Regions from separate parts of the Homo sapiens genome. Here region 2 is linked to region 1. A link is a contact called in ENCODE Hi-C or POLR2A ChIA-PET data. All regions are on one chromosome and are shown on one strand. Each heading gives the region's core, a stretch centred on a gene start or an enhancer-like site at or near the end of the contact. The rest is flanking DNA. Distances are from core to core; before and after follow the strand shown.

Evidence for each region. Hi-C counts contacts between places; a loop is a spot of excess contacts on that map. ChIA-PET counts read pairs that join two places held with the same protein, here RNA polymerase II (POLR2A). Pooled maps may share reads with other maps.
Region 2: a map of lower leg skin shows a loop between it and region 1 (16-fold over the local background). The contact joins two enhancer-like sites. A Hi-C loop is called at or near these places in 1 of 168 maps with a recorded cell type or tissue (lower leg skin) and 1 of 50 pooled maps. POLR2A ChIA-PET finds 5 or more read pairs at or near these places in 2 of 52 experiments (CD4-positive, alpha-beta T cell and GM10248).

The regions. Positions count from the first base shown.
Region 1 is chr7:101,705,137-101,710,454 of GRCh38, forward strand. No RefSeq gene overlaps it. Among named protein-coding and RNA genes, the nearest start is that of MYL10, 78 kb to the left of the region's middle. RefSeq lists a silencer at 1,135-1,314. Within about 2 kb of position 2,620, at least 3 of the 41 ENCODE cell types and tissues checked have a DNase peak (open chromatin) inside an H3K27ac peak, as active enhancers do.
Region 2 is chr7:102,062,072-102,066,666 of GRCh38, forward strand. The region is part of intron 3 of CUX1 (cut like homeobox 1); the gene reads left to right. Among named protein-coding and RNA genes, the nearest start is that of SH2B2, 220 kb to the right of the region's middle. RefSeq lists enhancers at 142-441, 1,735-2,451. Within about 2 kb of position 2,345, at least 10 of the 41 ENCODE cell types and tissues checked have a DNase peak (open chromatin) inside an H3K27ac peak, as active enhancers do.

The DNA of each region.
Region 1 (5,318 bases), core at 1,370-3,869:
CAGTGAGGTGAGGTTGGGCCACTGTACTCCAGCCTGGGCAACAGAGTGAGACCTGTCTCAAAAAAAGAAAAGAGCGAGAGAAATGAATTATACACCACACCAGAATACCATTTCTTACCTATCAGATAGGCCAAAATCCAAAATTATGCCAACACGGTCCAAGGATGAGGCTATTGTGTAGGCAAACAGGCCGTCTGGTATGTTGCTGGTGGGAATGCAAAATGATACAACCCCCAGTGGCAAGTGGTTTAGTAATTCTTATCAAAGTTACGGATGCATTCACCCTATGGCCTGTCAGTCCCACTTCTGGGAATTTGTTCAACAGTGCCACCTTGAACATGTAAGAAATGATGTACATATAAGCTTAATCATCGCAGCTGCGTGTAACAGCAGAAAGCTGGCAGCAATCCAGTTGTTTCACACATTATGCAAAAAGACAGTGAAATAAATCATGGTACATCCACACAATGAAATACTATGAAGCTGTTGAAAAAGGAGGAGGAGGAGAAAGAGGAAGAGGAGGTGGGAGAGGGGAAGAAGAGGAGGTGGGAGAGGGGAAGAAGAGGAGGAAGAGGAGAAAGCTCTCTATACCCTGACGTGGAAAGATCTCCCAGATAGAATATTGGGTAAAAACACAAGGAGTAGAACACCATAGGCTGGTGGGGTGTCTCATGCCTGTAATCCCAGCACTTTGGGAGGCTGAGGCAGGAGGAGCGCTTGAGCCCAGGAGTTCGAGACCAGCCTGGGCAACATAGCGAGACCTCGTCTCTGCAACAAATCTTTTAAATTAACTGGCATGGTGGCTCACACCTGTAGTCCCAACTACTTGGGAAGCTGATGTGGAAGGATTGCTTGAGGCTGGAAGGTCAAGGCTGCAGTGAGCCGTGATCATGGAACTGCACTCCAGCCTGGGTGACAGAGCAAGGTGCTGTCTCAAAAAAAATAAAAATAGGCTGGGTGCAGTGACTCACACCTGTAATCCCAGCACTTAGGGAGGCTGAGGCAGGTGGATCACCTGAGGTCAGGAGTTCGAGACCAGCCTGGCCAATATGGTGAAACCCTGTCTCTACTAAAAATACAAAAATTAGCTGAGCATGATGGTGGGCACCTGTAATCCCATCTACAGGGAAGGCTGAAGCAGGAAAATCACTTGAACCTGGGAGGCGAAGGTTGCAGTGAGTTGAGATTGTGCCACTGCAGTCCAGCCTGAGTGGCAGATTGGGACTGGGTCCCAAAAAATAAAAATAAAAATAAATAAAAAGAACAGCATCTATGTCAGCAAATACAGATTGCTTTATGCATTTGCATAAAGAAATACTAGAAGGATACACAAGAAACTAATTGTTCCTCTAGGGATCAGGGGGATGAGATCCCTGGGACATGGATAGTGGGACTTGTGATCAATGCCTTTTCATAGCAGTTTGGACGTCAAACCGTGTGAACATGTTACATATCCACACTTTTGTAATGATATTAACATAAACAACTTACCAAGAAAGTAAACATCGATATTTATCAGGTATAGGTCTGGTGGTTTGTTCATCCCTGAATACCAAGTCCTAGATCCATGGGAACTTGCCCCCCATTTTGGGGGAAACAGCAATGGGGAGCCATTGAAAGTCTCTGAGCAGGGCAGGCACATGGTGAACCCAAGAAAGCCCATAGCCCTGCAGCCAGTGCTCAGGGCCAATGGACAGCTGCAGGGCCAGGGGACCTATGGCTGCGGCAATAGGGGCAGCTTTGGATGAAAGCGGAACTTCCTTGGGGGCTCAAGTCCCCATGCACCCCCGTATCCAATGTCCAAGCTGCCCTGGAAGCAGCTTATCGCTCAGCTCTTGCCTTCTGCTTCCTACATAGGGAGGAGATTTCTACGATCGGGAGAGAGTCGGCACCCGACAGGGCTCAAGGAAGTCCACAAGAGCCGGTTTCCAAGACCTGGGGCTCGGGCTGGGCTGGCTGAGCCCAGGCCCCTCAACCATGGCAAGTTGCTGAGAAGCCCTGCATGGCAGCTCTGATACCCAATGGGGACCTAGTGGGTGTCCCTCTTCTCCCTTTCAAAATGAAGACATCCTTCCAGCTGCAGCTCAGGTATAAGTGAAGACAGAGGGACTCTTAGGATCACTCTCCACACCCCACCTCCTTCAGGAAGCCTTCCTGGGCCATCAGGACGGTGGAACACCTCTTCAGCCTCCGTCTCCTGGACCAAAACTTGCCCTGCTGCCCTCTCCGAGTCCTCCGTCCAGGGCTGCGACCCTTGATCCTGACTTCACACCACCCCATGACCAGCCCCCCAGCACTGGCATGCTAGTCCTTCATCTGCAGCTCCCAGCCCCTCACCTTTCCTGCCCCTGTGTGGGAGCTTGTCCATACAAATATTTTGCAAACTGTAAAGGGCTGCGTACCGACAAACACTTTGCAAACTGTAAAGGGCTGTGCACTGACAAGCACTTTGCAAACTGTAAAGGACTGTGCACCCACAAGCACTTTGCAAATGCTAAAGGGCCATGTACCGGCAATGTCTCCTGAGGTTAGGAGGAGAGGGAGGGAGAGGAGAAAGCCTCTGACTGTGGTTCTCCACCACAGGCCTGGGTTTTACTGCCCTCATGAAATGCTGTGTTTGCTCGGCACCCCACCCGGTGGCTTGTACACACCTGTACGCGGAAAGCTGTAATTTTGCAGCATTAATCACAGGTAGGATCACACCCAAGTTCCTGGCACTCCACTCCCCAGGGAGGGCTGGCCAGGCCGTCGCCTTTGTGTTCCAATTATGCTGTCTTTTATTGCTTTTTTTTTTCTTTTTTTCTTTTATTTTTTTGAGATGGAGTCTCACTTTGTCGCCCAGGCTGGAGTGCAGTGGCGCGATCTCAGCTCACTGCAACCTCAAGTGATTCTCCTGCCTCATTACAGCTGCCCACCAACATGCCAGGCTAATTTTTGTATTTTTGTAGAGATGGGGTTTCACCATGTTGGCCAGGCTGATCTCGAACTCCTGACCTCAGGTGATCCGCCCGCCTCCCAAAGTGCCGGCATTACAGGCATGAGCCACCATGCCCAGCCTTATTGCTCTTTTAACGATAACAGAAACACTTAAAGAGGCAGGGTCCGAGGGTGAAAAATGACACGCAAAAAAAGCCACTGCACTTGGTGCCTAGAGGAAGTTCTGTGTCTGGACAGAGCGCTCCCCATAGGCGGGTGTGAAGAGGCTGTGTGAGGTAGTGGCTAGCACATGTGCTCTGGCATCCTACAGGCCTGAGTTCAAATTGTGGTTCTCGTGCCAACCAGCTGTGTGACCCCAGGCAAGTGACTTGCCCTCTCTGAGCCTCCATTTCCTAATCTCTAGAACGGTATATTGAAGACAAAGGACTGAAATGACCGTGGGGAGAGGCTGCTACTTAGTAGACCTTTGTCAATGCCAAGTCCTCCCAGGTCCTCCCATAGCTAGTGCTGTCTGTTTCTCCCACCAATTCATGTCATTTCCTACAGGTGTTCACTCACTGCTATGCACGCGGTAGGCACGCAGGGTGGCCGAAAGAGCGTGGGCTTTGGAGTTGATTTTTCTTTTCTCTTTCTTTTCTTTTCTCTTTTCTTTTCTTTTTTTCTTTTCTTTCGGAGTCTTGCTCTGTCACCCAGGCTAGAGCACAATAGTGTGATCTCGACTCACTGCAAACTCCGCCTCCCAGGTTCAGGTGATTCTCCTACCTCAGCCTCCTGAGTGGCTGGGATTACAGGTGCCTGCCACCACGCCCAGCTAATTTTTGTATTTTTAGTGAAGACAAGGTTTCACCATGTTGGCCAGGCTGGTCTCAAACTCCTGACCTCAGGTGATCCACCCACCTCAGCCTCCCAAAGTGTTGGGATTACAGGCATGAGCCACCACACCTGGAGATTTTTCATCTATTCAGTAAATATTAACTTCCTGTGGCCAGGGTGCTGGGGATCTGGCCCCACACAGACGGTGTAGGAAGGTGTCCCTTGGCCCATGCCTTCCTGATGCTGTGCCCTGGGTTGGGAGAGGAGTGAGGCAGGTGCAGGAGGAGAGCAACACGTGCGAAGGTCCGGAAGTGAGACAGAGGGGCTTTGGGAACAGTAGACTGGAGTGTGCAAGGGAGGGCGGGAGACAGGAGGCCCGAGGCCAGATCCTAAAGGGCCTTTGCACCTGGGCTATGGAGTCCGAGCACCATCCAGAGCACACAAGGAGCCACCAGAAGGACTCAAAGTGCTTTGATGCGCTAAGGGGAAATGTGGGTTACGAGGCCAGGACTGGAGGCAGAGGGTTGGTAAGAGGTTGCAGTTGTGGACCAGTTTCAAAAGATGGATGGGGGCTGGGCACAATGGCTCATGCCTGTAATCCCAGCACTTGGGGAGGTCAGGAGTTCGAGACCAGCCTGGCCAACATGGTGAAACCCCGTCTCTACTAAAAATACAAAAAAATAGCTGGGCGTGGTGGCAGGCGCCTGTAATCCCGGCTATTCAGGAGGCTTCAGCAGGAGAATCGTTTGAGCCCAGGAGGCCGAGGTTGCAGCGAACAGAAATCTCACACCACTGTACTCCAGCCTGGGTGACAGAGGGAGATTCCATAAAAAAAAAAAAAAAAAAAAAAAAAAAAAAAAAAAGATGGATGGGAACCAAATCTGGGGTTACTTTTTTTTAGAGACAGAGTCTTGCTCTATCACCCAGGCTGGAGTGCAGTGGTGCAATCACAGCTCCCTACAGCCTTGACCTCTCGGGCTCAAATGATGCTCCTACCTCAGCCTCCTGAGTAGCTGGGACTACAGGCATGTGCCACTGAGCTGGGCCGGGGTAACTTTGTGTCCCTTCTTGGCCATTTACCAGCTGTGAGACCTTAGGCATGTGATTGATGTAACTCCCAGCCACGTTTCCTTGTTCCTAAATTGCAATAGTGATGCTTGGTTCCCCAGGTAGCAAGATTTAATAGAGATTAAAAGAGGGGCTAGCCGGGGGTGGTGGCTCATGCTTGTAATCCCAGCACTTTGGGAGGCTGAGGTGGGTGGATCACCTGATGTCAGGAGTTTGAGGCCAGCCTGGTCAACATGGTGAAACCCCGTCTCTACTAAAAATACAAAAAATTAGCCGGGCGTGGTGGCGCACACCTGTTATCCCAGCTACTCGGGAGGCTGAGGCAGGAGAATCACTTGAACCTGGGAGGGGGAGGTTGCAATGAGCCAAGGTCGTGCCATTACACTCCAGCCTGGGCAACAAGAGAGAGACTCCATCTCAAAAAATAAAAAAATAATAAAAGAGGGGCTATACCATACTTAATAAATAATTGCATAGCTAAATAAATGGGGACAGAAGGA
Region 2 (4,595 bases), core at 1,095-3,594, 360 kb after region 1:
CCTATAAGGTCCTTGCAGCAGAGGGAGGGAGCACACTGGCTCTTAAATCTTAATGCTCAGATAAGACACCATCACTTACATACCATTGGCCAAAGCATTTCGTGTGGCTATGCCTGACATCACTGAGGAGGGAAAGCACCCAGGGGGAAGTTGCTGTTACACCACAAGTCACGTGGCAGTGGGCAGCGATGTGTGACGCCTCCTCCAGGGAGCCTAGATGGTAGTTGGGAGCGGCAGCAGCATATTCCATGTGACTCCGGGAACCCACAGCACAGCCGTGCTGGCACTCACATGGTTGGGCACTTTCTCACCCCTTCCATATCTCAGAGATCTGGTGGATTTCTATGAAACTTGTTTTCTAAACCTAGACTGAGTTTTTATACTATCATAAGCGGATACTGATTGAGAGCTAGATTAAAATACCTTCCTATAGACATTTGTCTTTCTCTTATTTTATTTGAGACAGGGTCTCACTGTCACCCAGGCTGGAGTGCAGTGGTGCAATCATAGCTCATTGGAGCCTTGACCTCCTGAGCTCAAGGGATCCTCCCAAAGAGGTGGGACCACAGGCATACACCACCACACCCACCCAGCCAATTTTTTATTTTTTGTAGAGACAGGATCTTGCTACACTGCCCAGGTTGATCTCGAACTCCTGCACTCAAACGATCCTCCCACCTTGGCCTCCCAAAGTGCTGGGATTATAGGCGTGAGCCACTGCACTACACATTTGTCTTTAAATGTAACACTTAGCCGGGTGCGGTGGCTCATGCCTGTAATCCCAGCACTTTGGGAGGCCGAGGCGGGCGGATCACCTGAGGTCGGGAGTTCAAGACCAGCCTGGCCAACATGGAGAAACCCCGTCTCTATTAAAAATACGAAAATTAGCTGGGCATGGTGGCAGGCACCTGTAATCCCAGCTACTCGGGAAGCTGATACAGAAGAATCTCTTGAACCTGGGCGGGGAGGTTGCAGTGAGCCAAGATCGCACCATTGCACTCCAGCCTGGGTGACAGAGCGAGATTCCGTCTCTAAATAAATAAATAAATGTAACACTACATTAAAAAAAAAAAAACTCAGCCTTATGAAAGTGATGTTGCTGAAAACATAACCGTGGAATCCAGTAGCGGCCATTAGTGCAGATGTGCGGGTCACTGCAGGAAGACAGCTGGAGAGCGCTGTTGGGTGTGTACAGTGGAGAAAGACACCTCCCAGGAGCTACTGCCAGCCAAGTGGCTGTCATCATCTCACAGCACACAAAACAGATGCTTACTACACAGAGAACTCTTTACATATTAAGTATTTCCTTTTCTTTTTTTTTTTTTTTTTTTTTTTGAGACGGAGTCTCACTCTGTCGCCCAGGCTGAAGTGCAATGGCACGATCTTGGCTCACTGCAAGCGCGGCCTCCCGAGTTCACGCCATTCTCCTGCCTCAGCCTCCCAAGTAGCTGGAATTACAGGCGCCTGCCACCACACCCAGCTAATTTTTATAGTTTTAGTCAAGAGAGACGAGGTTTCACCATGTTGGCCAGGCTGGTCTCGAACTCCTGACCTCAAGTGATCCACCCACCTTGGCCTCCCAAAGTGCTGGGATTACAGGCGTGAGCCACCGTGCCTTGTCAAGAACCCTTTACATATTGAGCATTTTCATAAATATTTAAACCTGGATTCCTGAACCCTTGGGTCACATCTGCAGACCATGCAGTTGGCCATTGCGGAAGATATTAAAAGCATATTAAACACCCACTGCGTGCCCGTGGTCGGGAGGAAAAACAGTTGATGCTACAGCTTAGTTTTCCAGGAATTCAGTATCCCTGAGTCAGGCAGCCTTATCTGTCATCCTAGAACTCCAGGACAGCCCCAGGTGGTGGTGGGAGGGGCCGCGGCTGGGAGATGGAGCTGCTCTGAGCCTGCAGATCAGGGTAGCATTCCTGGGAGGCGCCTTCCAGGCGGAGGGGAAATTGCTCATGTGTTCTGGGAACTGGGAGTGACTGGGTGTGGCAGGAGTGTGAGGCATGGCAGGAGGTGAGCCTGAAAAAGAGGCTGATCCCTCAGAGCAGGACAGGTTTTACCCAAGGCTGCAGGCCAGTGTCTAACCGTCTCTAGATCCGTCCTGGTTTAGCTTCTTCCAAATAGTTTTGTGTCTGTGTGAGAGTGTGTGTGAAACGGAGTTTTGCTGTGTTGCCCAGGTTGGTCTTGAACTCCTGGGCTCAAGCGACTCTCCCACCTTGGCCTCCCAAAGTGCTGGGATTACAGGCATGAGCAACGGTGCCGGCTCTAAATGGTTTTAAGGGCACGGTACCTACCTCAAGCTAACGTGCAGGCAGGCACGAGGTAGCTGGAATTCTAGCCTAGGATTCTCTCTTCAGCAATTCTTGCCTTAAGACCTCACCTTAGACGTTTGCTCATTCACAGATCCCTCCCCTTCTCAGAGGGAGCTGTGTTACCAAGCCTTGGCTTGTACCTCCAAGGCATGCAGTGGATGGGCTGAGCTCCCTGCAGGGAGTCAGGCGGGTGTGTGGGGGGCATGAAGGTGAGCAGGACACTGTCCCTTCCTCCCTCCCTCCCACGGATGCTCTTCCTGGCTGGTAGCCATGTGGACACCTGGGGGGAAGCTGTTCTGTGTGGCAGAGTCACTGTGTTGTGTCTGGTACTGGGGCCCTTGCCAGGGTAGGTCAGTGACTCGTCCAGGCCCTGGAGGCTGCTGCTGTCCCCTCCTCGTGCAGAGGAGGTGGGGCTGGCAGTCAAAGCCCAGGCTCCCTCCCTCCCTCTAGACTCAGAACAGCCCAGGAACCCAGCTCGAGGTCTGGAGGAAGTGATGTGTGCATTGGGTCTTGCAGCATAGATAGGTTTTGAGTGGACGGAGAGGTTAGCGAAGGGTGTTCCAAGTAAGCAAAGCACGGAACTAGGAAGTCACTGGCTGCAGCAGGGAAGTCACACAAAGGGACAACCTACCACAGACTGGGTGAGCTGCAGAGGGAGGATGGACTAAACTCCAACTTCAGGGTCATTCTGGTTGTTTTTTTTTAAGACAGGGTCTCACTTGGTCATCCAGGCTGGAGTGCAGTGGCTCAATCATAGCTCACTCCAGCCTTGAACCCCTGGGCCCAAGCGATCCTCCCACCTCAGCCTCCGAGGAGCTGGGACTACAGGCGTGTACCACCGTGCCTGTCTAATTTGTATTTTTTTGTAGAGATAGGGTCTCACTATGCTGCCCAAGCTGGTCTTGAATTCCTAGGCTCAAGCCCTCCTCCCACCTCAGTTTCCCAAAGTGCTGGGATTACAGGTGCATGCCACCATGCCCAGCTAATTTTTATTTTTGGTAGAGATAGGGTCTCACTCTGCTGCCCAGGCTGGTCTTGAACTCCTGCCTCCATTTCCTAAATTGTTGGGATTACAGGCCTGAGCCACTGCGCCCAGCCTTGAGGCCCATTCTTGTCTGCGGAGCGGAGGGGACTTTATCATTTAGAAAAGGATCTTTTAAGTCATCTCTTTTAAGAAACCTCATGGTCCATTTGCATACTGAATTCATTAAACTCATCGGCCTGACCGTGTTCCTCAGGACTGGGCTGGAATTTCCCTGTGTTAGTGGAAGAGGGCACGGGGAGAGGACTGAGAGTCTTGGTCCCTGTGATACAGCTCTGATGAGTGGAGGAACACTGGGGTTTTTGGTTTTTATGCCGGTTTAGATAAAATGACATGGATACACGTGGAGTGGTTTTTTTTTTGTTTTGTTCTGAGATGGAGTCTCGCTCTGTCGCCAGGCTGGAGTGCAGTGGCGTGATCTCGGCTCACTGCAACCTCCGCCTCCTGGGTTCAAGCAATTCTCCTGTCTCAGCCTCCTGAGTAGCTGGCATTACAGGCGCCTGCCACCATGCCCAGCTAATTTTTGTATTTTTAGTAGAGACAGGGTTTCACCATGTTGACCAGGCTGGTCTGCATCTCCTGACCTTGTGATCCACCTGCCTTGGCCTCCCAAAGTGCTGGGATTACATGTGTCAGCCACCACGCCCGGCTCAGTGGAGTGGTTTTAAAACCCCGATGTCCACGGGGCTGGTTCCTTCTGCTGGCTGTAGGGGAGAATCTACTGTGTCCCTGTCCCAGCTTCTGGTGGTTTCCTGGTCATCTTCTTCTTTGTAGATCATCAGCCCAGTCTCTCCTTCATCGCTCTGTGACATCCTACCTGTCTACATGTCTGTTTCTGTGTCCAGGTTTCTCCTCCTTATTGGATCCAACTGGACGAGGGCCCAGGCTAATGACCTTGCCTTACCTTGATCACCTGCAGAGACCCTAGCTCCAAATAAGGTCACCTTCACAGGTATTGGGGGTCAGGACTTCATCATCTTTCAAGAGACACAATTCAACCCATTATAGCCCCGAAGTGTGCCGTGCAAATTACCAAACCCCACATCCTGGGGAATAACCCAAACAGGAGACAGGAGGACAGAGTTCAGGATCCTTCCAGATCCCAGCCCTTGCCTCCAGGAGACGCAGCCACCCGGTACCCTGAGTCGGAATACCTCGGAAGTGAGGGGCCCTCCCTAGGCAGATCCTAAGCCAGAAAGAGAAGCCTCTGTGTGGCCATCAAGCGGTAC